2 separate regions of the Homo sapiens genome follow, and region 2 is linked to region 1. A link is a loop called in an ENCODE intact Hi-C map of the cell type or tissue named here. Cell type or tissue: heart left ventricle. All regions are shown on one strand.

What was found. Hi-C counts contacts between places; a loop is a spot of excess contacts. Peaks named below come from ENCODE experiments on the same cell type or tissue, not always from the same donor. Only the 100,000 strongest peaks of a DNase experiment are listed, where the experiment ranks them.
Region 2: it touches region 1 in a loop (19-fold over the local background); 4 of 110 quality-filtered maps call a loop at or near these places.

The regions. Positions count from the first base shown.
Region 1 is chr2:122,133,037-122,141,036 of GRCh38, reverse strand. The region is part of intron 2 of LOC105373592 (a long non-coding RNA gene); the gene reads right to left. Among named protein-coding and RNA genes, the nearest start is that of LINC01823, 350 kb to the right of the region's middle. RefSeq lists a silencer at 4,692-4,801. In heart left ventricle, a CTCF peak has its summit at 4,759; no DNase peak of the experiment used is centred here.
Region 2 is chr2:121,807,151-121,815,150 of GRCh38, reverse strand. LINC01823 (long intergenic non-protein coding RNA 1823) reads right to left here. Exons shown (of 5, transcript NR_183364.1): 5 at 5,193-5,522. Among named protein-coding and RNA genes, the nearest start is that of LINC01823, 21 kb to the right of the region's middle. RefSeq lists enhancers at 956-1,524, 3,285-3,786. In heart left ventricle, a CTCF peak has its summit at 3,734 (motif pointing left); a DNase peak (open chromatin) is centred at 3,670; H3K27ac peaks cover 442 bases.

The sequences.
Region 1 (8,000 bases):
CATTAGGAGATATGCCTAATGTAAATGATAAGTTAGTGGGTGCAGCACACCAACATGGCACATGTATACATATGTAACAAACCTGCATGTTGTGCACACATACCCTAGAACTTAAAGGATAATTAAAAAAAAAAAAAGAAGAAGAAGAGGTGAGCTCAGAAAGCTCAGGAACCAAACTCTCTATGTGTACAGCGGGGTAGTGATAGGCAGCTAGCAGTGCTGCTATGAGTGTTCAACGTGATCCTGAATATAACAGGTCTAATGCAGTGTCAGGCACATTTAATATACAGTAGCAACTATTAACTGGTCAGTTAATTTCCCAACACTTTTATCCCCAGAAGCTGAAATTCCCTAGAAAATGCCTTTTGAATTTGGATGTGAGGAGACAAGTAAAAATTGTTTCTCCACTGGAGTCTCCACTGGCAGATTTGTTTTCCCTAAAGTGCCTCTTTTATTTAATCCATGATATTATTCCAGTATATCCATTATAGCAAATACTCTTAAGAAGCAAGGCTTGAATTCAGAAATAAATTGCACTCACAGATCATATCTGCGAATGTGCATCATTAGTGTTTAACTGGCAAAACTAGATACAAGGAAGATAGATGATCCCATTGGAAAAAGCCAAATCGGATTTTGAAGAGACTTTGACTTGCCCCCTTTCACTTTTTCTTCCTGGCAAAGGAAAAGCAAAAACTAAATGGCTTCGCATATGGTTTTTGTGCATTTGCAACAAGTCAGGAGAGGCACATTGGTCTTCGGCTGGTCAGCTCTGTGGGCCGTTTATCTGTTATTGACATCACAGAGAAAGCCTGGGATGGAAACAACTCCTCATGTTTGCGTCAAGTACTGTTAATATTTGTTTGCAGCCCTCCTTTTCTTCTTAGAACTGAAAACCAGCCATCTATTTCCCTCAGACTAGAATCTATTATTTATGAATTATTTCTCTATTCATCGCTTTGCTCTGAAACGCGGTACTGCCAAACCCTTCCAGCTGATCAAGGGTTTCAGACAAAAGGAATGCAAAGACAGAACAGCATCCAAAAATAGAAATTAAATCCATTTATCCTTATTCCACCTGACAAAGGAATTATGCTGACTGGCATGATTTTTACCTACACACAGGAAAAAAATGGTGAAGAAAAGAAAACCTATGTTTGAATGTTCCCAGCCTCCCTTTTTATTGGCCCTACAGTGCCCTTCTTCCCTCTTCTCTGGCCCCCGGGTCCCTGGCCTGGCCAGCTCCCACCCGCTTTCCAGGCAGGCTTTGCCACGGAACACCAGAGCTCAGTGAGGCTCCTGAGTACCACCGTCCAGACCCTGGGCAAGACCCAGGAAGAAGCCACAAGGAAAGGCCAGCAGCAGAGGCAGCCCAGCCCAAAACAGGAAGTGCAGGAAAAGACCTGGGCAAAGTGAAGCAGGGATCCTGGGAAGCTTTCCCAAAGAAAGACGCAGGGTTCCGTGACTCCTCTAATTGATCCCACAGCCACATCAACCTGGGCTGAGGACGCAGGCCCAGTCATAGGGCTTAAGTTTACTTTAAAGATAACGAACTCCATCCCGGTGCCCCTCCACCGTGGTGGGCCTGGGGTCCATTTCCATTCTTCCCAGTGAAACTTCTATTTCAATGGTTTAACTAGACACATTAGTCCAGTGGTTTGAGCACAAGAATACAACATCAAAAATTATATATATATATGTATATATATATACACATACATACATACATATATATATATACACACACACACACACACACACACACACACACACCTAAACCCACAGGCACACATACCTTTAAAATTTCAAGTATACTTATATTGTCCAAGCAAATATGTATATATTTATTAATACATTCTGAAAACTAGCCACAGTTACACGCAATAATGTTTCAAACTTCAGACAACTTTAAGTCTCCAGAATCCAGCTACAGTTAAGAAGGCAAAGAACTTGGCCCCTGAGTGGCCAAGCCACTAAATACAGTTCCTGATTGTCCCACATGTCCCTGGAGTCTAATCTAGTCCATGAAGTAGAATTGTGGGCCTGGGGCTGACAGCAAAACTCTCACTTCTTCAGAGCTGCAAATGCAAAAAAAATTAGGAAATGGGCACATTGAGAGGAAGAGAGTAAGCCAGAAAAGAGAATGCACACAGCATCAAATCAAAAAATCAGCCTACACTAGTTGCTGGGAGCCAGAGGATTCAAACACCAGGCAGACAAGAACAACAACCTCCGACTGGTGCTGGCAGGTGGGAGGGGTCCTGGGTGAATACCGAAACCTGGAGGAGTAGCCGCAGCGGATAAAGCGTATGTGCTGCCTGGTGCCTGAGAGTCAACAGCCTGGGTTTCTTTAAAGGCCTAGAGATGCAGAGCAAGACACACAGCAATTGCCCCAGGCCTCCCTGTTGAACAGCAATTGAACACGCTGGAGTTTCTCATCTTCCGCTTAGAGCAAATCAAAAGCAGCAAATTACAAGTGACAAGCAAGAAACTGACACTTGTTACTCATGACACAGCAGCAGGGAGTAACAGCGGGAATGTGACAAAAGGAAAAGAAACTCCCTAAATTAAGAAAGGACATAGACAAGAACTCTAAGCACAGCTCCGCCACTTCCTAAGGCCCTTGATGATGTCACTTAGCCTCACAACGATGTGCCTTCCTTGTCTGTTAGATATCAATGATGACACCTGTTCGCGGGGCTGTCATGAGGATTTAATGAAACATGGATCTGAAGAGTCAGTCGGTCCCTGGTACATAGAAGAAGCCCAAAAACATTGCTTCCTTCCTCCGTTCCTACATGGATTAGCTTCAGTCCACTCGCCTAACAAAGCACTTGACCCTTAGCTGCTCTCCCAGAGAACCAGGGAGGAATGTTGCTATTATCTCATATTGAGGAGAGAATGAAGACTCAAGGGTTAGACCACATGGACAACTTTAAAAAACCAGAGAAGGCTGATATGGTTAGGCTTTGTGTCCCCACTCAGATTTCATCTTGAATTGTAATCCTCATAATCCCCACGTGTCAAGGGAGAGATCAGGTGGAGGCAATTGAATCATGGAGGGGGTTTCCCCTATGCCGTTCTCGTGAGAGTGAGTTCTCATGAGATCTGATGGTTTTATAAGGAGCTCTTTCCCCTTCGCTTGGCATTTCTTCTCCTGCCACCGTGTAAAGAAGGTGCCTTGCTTCCCCTTCACCTTCTGCCATGATTGTAAGATTCCTGAGGCCTCCCCAGTGATGCTGATCTGGGAGTCAATTAAACCTCTTTCCTTTATAAATTACCCAGTCTCAGGCAGTACTTTATAGAAGTATGAAAAGGAACTAATACAATGGCCTTTTAAGAGGAGAGTCAAGTGTGAAATTTCTTGGCATGACACCTTGGATACCAACCAACAGGTGCTGCCATTGTCACCGTCGTTGTTGTTTTGACAATCTGCAAGAGAAGAAAATGCTTCACCCCTGTCTTAGTCTCCTTAGGCTGCTATAAGAAAATACCTCAGAGTGGGTGGCTTATAAGCAACAGAAATTTATTCCTAACAGTTCTGGGAGGTCCAAGATCAAGGTGCTGGCAGAGTTAACGTCTGGTGAGGGCTGGCTTCCTGGTTCTTAGACAGCATCTTTCTCACATGGTGGAAAGGGCAAGGGGTTTCTCTGAGGCATCTTTTAGAAAAGCTCCAACCTCATTCACAAGAGCTCCACCCTCATGACCTAATCACTTCTCAGAGGCCCTGCCTCCCATCACTGTCACCTTGGGAATTAGGATCTCAGCATATGAATTTAGACAGGGACACAAACATTCAGACCACAGCACCCTTTTATGAAACATCCTGCTATGGTTTGAATGTTTCCCCCAGATTCATGTGGTGGAAAAGTAATCCTCAATGCAACTGTGTTGGGAGGTGGAGCCTAATAGAAGGTAATTGAGTCACAGAGCCTCATAGTGGGCCTTGCAAGTCGTGCTACTGGGACTGGGCTTTACTGCAGGGCCTCTGGAGTGTTTCACACTGTGGAGTGGCAGGCCACATTTGCACTCTGGAAACACCATTCCTTATGGCAAGTCTCCTGTGGCTCCAAGGGGACTTCCTCTATTGCTCCTTAGCACCGCAATGTCTAGGGAGAAATAGCATACAAGCTATACTTGATGTAATTTTAAATTTTCTTGCATAAAAATAAAAAGAAACAGATAAAATTAACTTTAACAATATTTTTAACCTAACATCTCCCAGATATTATCAATTTAGCATGTTATCAATATACAAAAATACTAATAAAGTATATTACTTTTGTATCCATACTTAGCCTTTGAAATCTGGTGTGTATTTTGAACTTACAAAACATCTCAATTCTGACTAGCCACATTTCACATGGTAGTTAATGGCTACCACAGCTGACAGTGCAGATCAGACGCACCCTCTGGTGACCTGGGTTTAAACAAGCATTTTGGAGAGAGTCTCCACTGGATGTAAAAAGCATTGAAAAGTCATTATGAGGAAGCTGGGAGAGAGACGTGCAGATTGACCGTCCCACTTCACCAATAAACCCCAGCATGCCCTCCTGGAATTTTCTTTAAGATAAGAATCTTTATCTTATTTGCCATAAATCTTACCTTCAGTCAAAACAAAATGCCATTCCTTGGTGCCTTGGAGAATACCAGAGTCTGGAAAATGAAACTTGGAGGAAATACTAAAGGGTCTTCAGGAGAACTCATGTGGTCTCCTCGTGCCACCTTGGGACCTCCACCAGGAGCACATTGAAGCACTGGCTACTTAGGACCCCTAGAGGGCGTGGGGATTCTGCATGGTCCTGGGGTTCCCAGGGTAGAAGTGTTCTTCCTGCCAGAGAAGCACCCAGAGTGTCCCTGGCACCATTTCTTCAAGGGGACAAGAATCTGTTGGTGACCAGCACCAGAGTGGAGGCAAGAAACCAGTAATACCTGGTTTCCACACCAAACTTTTTGAATATTCTCCAACAGCAGATTTCCCTTACAAATCTGCTGTTGGAGAAACAGGCAAACCACAAACACTCTTTCAAGCACAGAACTCTCCGAGAAGTTGATGGGCTGCCTCTCACTCTTCCAGTGTAGCTGGAAGAATGCGCAACGTGGTTTTTGGTACAAGCCAGGAGCAAACTGGTATTTTCTTCTTTATCTTCCTCTAAAAGCAGATCTGTGGGGCAAACATTCTTGCGGGGAGAATAAAAATATTGTGTGCTTTGATTTTGGCCTCACTGCATATTTTGTCAACACAGGTTAACAAGGCAAAAGGGGAAGAGAAAGGACAAAAAGACAAGTGTGAGGGGCTTTATGTAAGAAAAGCTGCTGATAAGCACATGAGCCACACACAGCCCTTTCAGTGCCTGCATCTGGTGTGTGGAGATAACAAAGGCACCTTACCCTTTTTGATGGGGGAAAGAGGTTTTGCCATGTGACAAGTTAGCTCCACTAGAGAAGGAATTTTATATCAGTTATTTCCCTCATGTTAAAACAAAAAAACGGAGAGAAGCAGAGCGTCACGCCCAGCACATGCGGCAACCTTATCTTCTCCATAGCTAACTCTTTTCCTCCATGAGCTCGTCCAGTCCCGTGGCTTTAAATTCCATCTAAATGTGTGGTTCCCAAGGGTTTACCTTGAGCCCCCTGCCCAGCTCCACCACGCCCCATCTGTTCCTGGCCCTATTTCCCTCTCATCGCAGTTGACTGATTACTCAGTCCAGAACTCTTACAGGTACCCTTGACTATCTCTCTCTCATCCCACAGTCAAACCATCAGTAAATCTTGTGGCTCAGAATGCACCCAGGATCTGACCACTCCCATCCTCTGCCACCATCCTAAGCCAGCCCCACCTCTCCCCTGCTACACAGGCTTTCTCAGCAGTCTCCTCACTTCCACTCTACCAACCCCTACAATCCACTATCCACACAGCAGTGAGATTGCTCCTTTGAGAACCTAAGTCAGATCATGTCATTCCTCCACTCAAAGTCGTCAGCTCCCCAGCTTCCACTGAATGAAAGCTCAACTCCTTGCCAAGGCCTGCAGGCCCTCCAGCAGCTCCCACTCAGCTCCAGCCACTATGACCTCCTTGCTGGCTCCCTAGGGATGCCATTTCACTCCTGCCTCAGGGCCTTTGCACTGCAGTCCCTTTCGACTAGTCCTACCACAGACCTTCACACAACTCTCTTCTTCAATTCATTCAGTTATACGACCAAAGCCACCCCTTCAGAAGGCCTTCCTAGACCACCCCACCCAAAACTGCATCGCCACTGTACTGTATTTCCTTATTCTACTTTATTTTTATTCATAGCACTTACAACTACCTGACTTTATATTATATTTTATTTGCTTACTTACCTGTCATCTGTCTACCCCCACCAAAATGTAAACTCTAGGAAGGCAAAGACTTATCTTATCCATTGCTACATCTACATGCCTAGAAGAAGAATGCTTAGTACCTAGACAATCAATAAATATTAGTCACACACAAAAGATGTATTGTTCGGGATGTGGAAAAAGGGAACCCTTGTACCCTGTTGTTGGGAAAGTAAATTAGTATGGCCATTACGGAAAATAGTACGGATGTTCCTCAAAAAAATTAAAAACAAAACTATGATATGATCCAGCGATTCTACCTCTGGGTGTATGCCCAAAGGAAATAAAACCGGTATGTCGAAGAGATATACTGTCCAACATGTTCATATACTCACATGCTCATTTTAGCACTATTCACAATAACCAAGACATGGAACCAACCTAAGTGTCCATCAGTGGATGAATGATAATGAAATCATGGGGCCAGTCGCAGTGGCTCACGCCTGTAATCCCAGCACTTTGGGAGGCTGAGGTGGGAGGATCATGAGGTCAGGAGTTCAAGACCAGCCTGGCCAACATGGTGAAACCCCATCTGTACTACAGATACAAAAAATTAGCCAGGCGTGGTGGAGCATGCCTGTAATCCAAGCTACTCAGAAGGCTGAGACAAGAGAATTGCTTGAACCTGGGGGGCAGAGGTTGCAGTGAGCCAAGATCGCACCATTGTACTCCAGCCTGGCAACAGGGCAAGACTTTGTCTCAAAAAAAAAGAAAAAAAAGAAATCATGGTATGTATACACAATGGAATACTAATCAATATTTTGAAAAAAGGAAATCCTGTCATTTTCAACAATATGAATGAACCTGGAGGATACTATGCTAAGTGAAATAAACCAGGCAGGCTTTCTCCTATGACCGGCGAGGCCACGGGACCTGGCCCCAACAGGGCTCTCTGGGCTCATCACTCACTAATCTCTTCCCTTCTTACTGTTTCTGGAACATAATAAGCTTATTTGCCCCTCAAGGCCTTTGTCCTTGTTATTCCCCTGCCTAGAAAGACTCTCCCTTCACTCAGATGCTGCTTCACTCAGCCATCCTATCTAAGATAGCCACCACGGCCACCTCAGCCCCGACTTGGACACTCTGGGCCTTCAATCTTCTTCATTTTTCCCCAGAACTTTATACAATCACTTCCTGGACTTATTCGTTTGTCTTCCTGGTGGTATGAGACCTCCCTGAGGACAGATTGTTTTCCTGTCTTCCGTATCCAGGACATTGCCTGATGCACAGTAGGTACCCAACAAATATTAGTAGAATAAATGAATGAGGCAAGTAGCCAGAAGGAGACTGTGTAACCCACATGCAAATAAAAGTGGAAAATGTGTTCCTGCTGTCAGCAACCTTATCCCCCAAACCTATGGTCTCCTATGGAATGGTTAAAAACTCTGATTCAACCCATTGGAAGCTTAGGCCACTGTCATGGGGTGAAGATCTTAGCTATGACACCCCAGAAATAAAGCCAGGGGAACAATCTGCAAGTAAGAGACTTCAGCATTGGGAATCAGGAATATGACACATCACTACTTTGGTTATAGATTAAGCTTGCTTTGATCCCAGACCTCTCCACCTTTGCTCACTTTTTTTGCTGTCAGCCACCCCAAAGTCTTAAAAAGATAAGGCAGAATGGCAGTGTGTTT
Region 2 (8,000 bases), 330 kb after region 1:
CCCATGCCCTTGGCCAGCTCTCTTTAGCCAGAGAGCATTCTCCACCACCCCAGAGCTACTTCAGTTTCTGGAAAGGAAGCCCTCCAGCTAACAGGTCTCGCTCCACAAGATGTATATACATTTAAAAAAAACAAAGCTCTGGCCAGGTGCGTCAGCTAACACCTGTAATCTCAGCACTTTGGGTGATCACGAGGTCAGGAGGTGGAGACCAGCCTGGCCAACATAGTGAAACCCCATCTCTACTAAAAATACAAAAAATCAGCCAGGTGTGGTGGTGTGTGCCTGTAATCCCAGCTACTCAGGAGGCTGAGGCAGGAGAATTGGGTGAACCCGGGAGGCAGAGGTTGCAGTGAGCCGAGATCACACCATTGCACTCCAGCCTGGGCAACAGTGCAAGACTCTATCTCAAAAAAAAAAAAAAAAAAAAAAAAAGAGAACAAAGCTCTGCATCATGCCCAGCAGTGATGGCCTTTCCATCCTCTGCAAGGCCTCGCTCAGGAGAGAGGAAGGAAGGAAGAGAAAAAAGGAGAACTGGAGAGAGGCCCCGGAAGCCACAAGGCTCACACAGGTGCAATTCTCCATAAGTCCTTGTATTAGTTCGTTTTTACACTGCTGATAAAGACATACTCAAAACTGGGAACAAAAATAAGTTTAATTGGACTTACAGTTCTACATGACTGGGAAGGCCTCAGAATCATGGCGGGAGGCAAAAGGCACTTCTTACATGGCGGCAACAAGAGAAAAATGAGGAGGAAGCAAAAGTAGAAACCCCGGATAAACCCATCAGATCTCATGAGACTTATTCACTATCACAAGAATGGCATGGGAAAGACCAGCCCCCATGATTCAATTACCTCCCACTGGGTCCCTCCCACAACACATGGGAATTCTGGGAGATACAATTCAAGTTGAGATTTGGGTGAGGACGTAGCCAAGCCATATCATTCCACCCCGGCCCCTCTAAATCTTATGTTCTCACATTTCAAAACCAATCGTGCCTTCCCAAAAGTCCCCCAAAGTCTTAACTCATTTCAGCGTTAACCCAAAAGTGCATGGTCCAAAGTCTCATCTGAGACAGGGCAAGTCTCTTCCACCTATGAGCCTGTAAAATCAAAAGCAAGCTAGTTACTTCTTAGAAACAATGGGGGTACAGGTACTGGGTAAATACAGCTGTTCCAAGTGAGAGAAATTGACCAAAACAAAGGGGTTACAGGCCCCATGCAATTCCAAAACCCAGCAGGTGCAGTCAGATTTTAAAGCTCCAAAATGATCTCCTTTGACTCCAGGTCTCACATCCAGGTCACGCTTATGCAAAAGGTGGGCTCCCATAGTCTTGGACAGCTCAACCCCTGCGGCTTAGCAGGGTATATCCCCCCTCCCGGCTGCTTTCACAGGCTGGCATTGAGTGTCTGCGGCTTTTCCAGGCACACGGTGCAAGCTGTCGGTGGATCAACCATTCTGGGATCTGGAGGATGGTGGCCGTCTTCTCACAGCTCCACCAGGCAGTGCCCCAGTAGGGACTCTGTCTGGGGCCTCTGACCCCACATTTCCCTTCCCCATTGCCCTAGCAGAGGTTCTCCATGAAGGCCCTGCTCCTGCAGCAAACTTTTGCCTGGGCATCCAGGCATTTCCATACATCTGCTGAAATCTAGGTGGAGGTTCCCAAACCTCAATTCTTGACTTCTGTGCACCCACAGGCTCAATACCAAGTGGAAGCTGCCAAGGTTTGGGGCTTGCACCCTCTGAAACCATGGGCCGAGCTGTACCTTGGCCCCTTTTAGCAATAGCTGGAGCAGCTGGGATGCAGGGCACCAAGTCCCTCCACTGCACACAGCATGGGGACCCTGGGCCCAGCACATGAAACCATGTTTTCTTCCTAGGCTTCCGGGTCTGTGACGGCAGGGGCTGCCCTGGAGACATTTTCCCCATTGTCTTAGGGATTAACATACAGCTCCTTGTTACTTATGCAAATTTCTGTAGCCAGCTTGAATTTCTCCTCAAAAAATGGGTTTTTCTTTTCTACTGCATCATCAGGCTGCAAATTTTCTGAACATTTGTGCTCTGTTTCCCTTTTAAAACAGAATGCTTTTAACAGCACCCAATTCACATCTCGAATGCTTTGCTGCTTAGAAATTTCTTCTGTCAGATACCTTAAATCATCTCTCTCAAGTTCTTTGAACAAATCTCTAGGGCAGGGTCAAAATGCTGCCATTCTCTTTGCTAAAACATAACAAGAGTCACCTTTGCTCCGGTTCCCAAAAAGTTCCTCATCTACATTTGAGACCACCTCAGCCTGGATTTCATTGTCCATATCATTATCAGTATCTTTGTCAAAGCCATTCAACAAGTCTCTAGGAAGCTTCAAACTTTCTCACATTTTCCTGTCTTCTTCTGAGCCCTCTAAACTGTTCCAACCTCTGCCTGTTACCCCATTCCAAAGTGACTTTCACATTTTCAGGTATCTTTTCAGCAACGCCCCACTCAACTGGTACCAATTTATTGTATTAGTCCATTTTCATGCTGCTGATAAAGACATACCCAAGACTGGGAAGAAAAAGATGTTTAATTGGATTTACAGTTCCACATGGCTGGGGAGGCCTCAGAATCATGGCGAGAGGCGAAAGGCACTTCTTACATGGCGGCAACAAGAGAAAAATGAGGAAGAAGCAAAAGCAGAAACCCCTGATAAACCCATCAGATCTCATGAGACTTATTCACTGTCACAAGAATGGCATGGGAAAGACCAGCTCCCATGATTCAATTACTTCCCCCTCTGGGTCCCTCCCACAACACATGAGAATTCTGGGAGATACAATTCAAGCTGAGATTTGGGTGGGGACACGGCCAAACCATATCAGCCCTGGTGGTCAGGAGGGAATAAAGGCAATGGCCTGAGTTTCTCCTCACAACACCAGCCCTCCCTGTAACTTTCTGAAACTCCTTTGTCCCATCCAGACAAAGGAGTTTTGTTTGCTGTTTGGTTTATTCGTTAGGTACTTACGAAGTGCCAATGCTATGACAGTTACATCAGTGCTGACCCCACCACTGTCACCTTCATGCCCAGGGGCTGTGGAGTCCAGTACACCAGAGGGTCCCCAGCCCTGACTCTTGTGGGGAATTACCCTGGAATGACCAGACTCTGCCTGGTGGCAGAAGGCCCCTCGAGAAGATGGGAGAGGAGCCCTGGGGCTGTGTGAGGGCTGCACATGGCTGGACAGATGGGATGTAGGATGCAGCAGACAGGCCAAGGCCATGGTCCCAAGGCCAGACCCACAAAGGGTGTAAGGGTAGCCCTAACAAAGATGCCTCCAAGGCTTGGGACTTTGCAAGGTCTTTCTTAGGAGATGCAGAATGAAAACTTAAGCCACCACCATCTAGCCTACACCCACAGTGCCTGAATAAGACCCTTCTGGATGGAGCTGGGGGCAGAGCAAGCAAGCTGCCCTAAAGGTCTCTCATTGCTGTGGGAGCCCGCCCATCCTCTGACACACGAGCAAAACCATTTTGTTTCTTCGCTCGGCATTGTTCTGTTTGTTGGCTTGCTTTCATTCTGCTTCCTTTCCTGTTTTTGGCATCCTCATTAACATCATGTTCTAGTAAGGATTATGTGCTTCAGAAGCTCAGGAAAAGGCAGGAAGCTCAAGCAGGCTCTGGCTTTGGCGGCGTCCCTGAAAGCAGTGGTGGCCTCGAAGCCAGGTGGAATCATTCGTGTCTAGTGCCATCTTTTGGCTATTTTCGAGAACTTCAACTAACAGAGCTAAAGTAATGCCTGCTGGCCTTCAGCGCTACAAAGCCTCTTTCTTTGCTTCTAGTTTAGGGGAAAGGCCAGTCTAATTCGGTCAAAAATCTAAGCTGGAGATCACTCACGAGTGAAAAGATACTTTTAAACTTTCAATAGCCAGGAGGCAGGGCCAGAGCCTGGCCTATTCTTCTTGAAAACTTTGGAAAGTTTCTTGATGGGTAAGATTCAGCAAGTAGGTCAGTCCTTGTGCTACCCTAGTACCCGGATAAACTCAGCTGTACACGGGAAAATAACTCCCTGGTTCCCCCACTAAAGAAGAGTGTAATGCTCTATCTTTCCAGGCCAGTCCCCTCCGAGGCCCCTCACTCTCTAGCCCTTCACACAAACTCACCATCCGGCACTCCCTGCCTTGGGCTGTTGGGGAGGAAATCAGAATCTCGAGGCTAACAGATCCTGCTGTGGCTGCAAGCATCCCTAAGTGTATGTATTGTCTCTGGGCATTTTAGTGGCCAGATGGAGTTTCTCCAGAAAAGGCCCCATCTCCCATGAGAACCATGAATTCAGACAGCCGGACCCAACAACGCCAGTCTTAGGAATACACTCTCCAGAGGAATACACACGTGCAAAATGGTACTGGTATAACTTGTAATATTATAACACATGGTATTCATAGCAGTGTTGTTTTTAATAGCAAAATATTGATGATATTCTAAATGTCTCTCAACAAGAGGATATTAAATACATTGTGGTACAATGAAACAACAGAATACTAGGTAGCCATAAAAAAGAACAATATGGGAAGATCTCCAAGATATATTATTATATGAAAAAAGTGCACATAGTATGCTAGCATACATAAGCATATTTATTCCATATATGTGCAGATAGATGTATAGCATATGCACATATAAAATGCTTATATAGGTGATCAAATATTTCCAGGACAGTACACAAGAAACTGGCATTATTGGAGCCCTTTGGAGGGAATCAGATGGCTGTGGATGGGGATGAGAGGGAGACTTTTGTATCTTTCCATTTTAAACCAATTTATTTTAAATCAGTGTATTTACTTTTTCAAAAGTATGTAAAGAAAAAAATGACCTCTGTCACCTAGAAGCTGGTCAAGTGCCTGGAATAGAAGCATCCCATGGTGGACCACAGCAGAAAATGAATAAGATACATTTTGTAGACAGATTAGCATTTCATACACTTCTCTGTATTTGCTTCTTATGTTATCCCAAGACTTCTAACAAAGTACTGTTTGAATATTCCAGGTTTGCCTCTCCATGCCGAAGGATTTAGCTCTCACAATAACAAAAATGCTAAAATGCAGGCCCTGCCTTGAAGGAGTTCCCAGTTTCCTGAGCTCAGCAGACACCTAGAATACCTTGCAATAAAAAAAATAGTTTGGATAATCTATTGCTATGCAACAAAGGCCCACAAAACTTAGTGGCTTAAAACAACAATTTATTATTATCCCCTTCAGCACTGTGGGTTAACCGGGATCAGCTGGGAGGCTTCTATTTAGAGTCTTTCATGTGGTTGCAGTCCAAAGGTGGCTGAAATCGGAGTCATCTGAAGGCTCAACTTGGCTGTACATCAAAGATGATTTCTTTGCTCACATGTCTGTCTCCACAGCTGCTGCTGGCCCTGTGCCTCTGTCCAGGTAGCCTCTCCACATGGCTGGTTTGGTTTCCACACGGCATGTCTGTCATCAATGGTAGATGGCTTCTCCCAAAAGCTGCAACCTCAGAAGCCGTGCACTCTCTTCTGTTGCATTCTATGGATCAAAATCAAGTCAGAGATCTAGCCTGGATTCAAGGGAAAAGGACTATACAAGGGAAGAAATACTGGGAGGCATGGTCATCTTTGGAGAATGGCTACCACAAGCTAGGATAAAGACAAGCCCAGGTGCAAAGGCAGCCCAGAACTTGACCCTGACTCACTGTCCATCTCAGCACTTGTTCTAAACTGGAGCCTTCTTATGCTTTTGAAAAAAATGCATCTTGGGAAGTTATTATTAATGTCTTCAAATTTCAAGCCTGAAAAAAATGAGGAAACCCGGCCAGGCGCGGTGCTCACGCCTGTAATCCCAGCACTTTGGGAGGCTGAGGCAGGTGGATCGTCTGAGGTCAGGAGTTCGAGACCAGCCTGGCCAACATGGTGAAACCCCATCTCTACTAAAAATACAAAAAATTAGCTGGGCGTGGTGATGGGCGCCTGTAATCCCAGCTACTCAGGAGGCTGAGGCAGGAGAATCTCTTGAACCCAAGAGGCAGAGATTGCAGTGAGCTGAGATCGCACCATTGCACTCCAGCCTGGGCAAAAAGAGCCAAACTCTGTCTCAAAAATAAATACATAATGAGGAAACCAATCAGGAAGATTGTAAACCTTGTTTCTTTGTTTTGCTGTATTAGGCCCCAGCCCACAAAAAGCCACATCTCAGAACTAGCTTTGTACAGCTTCTTCAACTGATGAGCTTCTGAAATACAACGGCGGAATCCAAGAAGCCCCATGGATGCCATATGGGGGAACCTCTGGATATCAAGGCCACACCTTCTTCACTCCACAAAGATACACACACACATGCACAGCCCCTATGCAACAGGACTTTCTCAACCTCTTCTCCATCCTGCTCCCATTGAAACTCGACTCTGCTGGGTTCTTGCTCTACCAAAAAGAAAAAAAAATGGACCCAAATAATCAACAAGAAAGTCATAAGAAACCTTTAAAATACCAGTGAGACTCATTCTTGGTTTCCATCTAGATATAAAGAGAATGGAATATAAATAGAATATCTTATAGAACTAATAAAAATAACATCCTTTGAACACAATTTAATGGTATAAAGAGGCGATCACAATATACCATTAACTGCAAAAAAAAGACACAAAACTGTTCACAGTATGTATACATGCAGAAAAAAAAGATTAGTAGAAAATACACGGGAAATATTAACAGCGATTCTCTCTAGTGGTAAAATTATGCGAGACTTTTACTCTTAATACACTTCTATATTTTGGACAATGAACATAGAGTCCTTTTAGGATCAGATAAAAGTTCCATATACGCATATGTACCTACTTTTGGTCTTTTCTCTCAAAATCTCCATTCCCCATTCTGACATTAGCACTTCCCTCTCAACTTGGGTCTGAACTGTCAGCTTGACCAAGGGCTATTGGGACAGCAAGCAGGGTGTCCCAAAGGCCTCCATCAGCCCTGGCACAGATGACAGTCTCCTAAGTGGAGTCTGCCCTGCCCCTGGATTTTGGCATAAAAGAGCTGGTTAAAAATTTGAGCTATGCTTTTGAATGCATGCTTTTGAAAAAAATGCATCTTGGGAAGTTACTATTAATGTCTTCAAATTTCAAGCCTGAAAAAAATGAGGAAACCCAGCCGGGCACGGTGGCTCACTCCTATAATCCCAGCACTTTGGGAGGCCGAGGCGGGCTGATTGCTTGAGGCCATGAGTTCCAGACCAGCCGGGCCAACATAGTGAAACCCTATCTCTACTAAAATTACAAAAATTAGCCGGACATTATGGTGCATGCCTGTAATCCCAGCTACTTGGGAGGCTGAGTCAGGAGAATCGCTTGAACGCAGGAGGTGGAGGTTGCAATGAGCCTACATTGTGCCACTGCACTCCAGCTTGGGTGACAGAGTGAGACTCTGTCTCAAAAAAAAAAAAATTGAGCTAGTTGTGAATATGTGTGTGGGGCTGGAGCAAGGAGTTGGCGTGTGAGGAGAGCTGCTAAGGTAGAAGTTTGAAAAGAGGCATTTGACTGCTGAGAACAAAGCCAAAGGAAGAGGAAGACCAGAAGACACCAGCAGAAGCCCCCTTTGGGAAACATTCCAGGTCTCTCCCTACTCCACACTCTCCCGCCCAAAGCTTGTGCAGTGCTGACCTCCTGCGCCTCACAAGTGACATCTTTTATTGTCGTCATCATCATCATTACCACGACCACACCTAGGATATTATGCGTTATATCTCACTTAGTCCTCTTATCCAGTAATATAAGGATTAATAGAGATGAGAAAACTGAGGATGATGAAATTAAGTAACTTGCCTTAGGTCAAACATCATATTAGTCAAATGGACCATCTCTGGAGCCAGAGAGAAAAACGTTTGTTCCAAGTTGTGCCATTTTCTAACTGTGTGACCTTGGGCCTGAGCCTCAGTCTCCTCACAGGTAAAACGAAGACGATAATAGTACCTACCTGGAATCGTTTCCCATAGCTGCTGTAACAAATTACCACA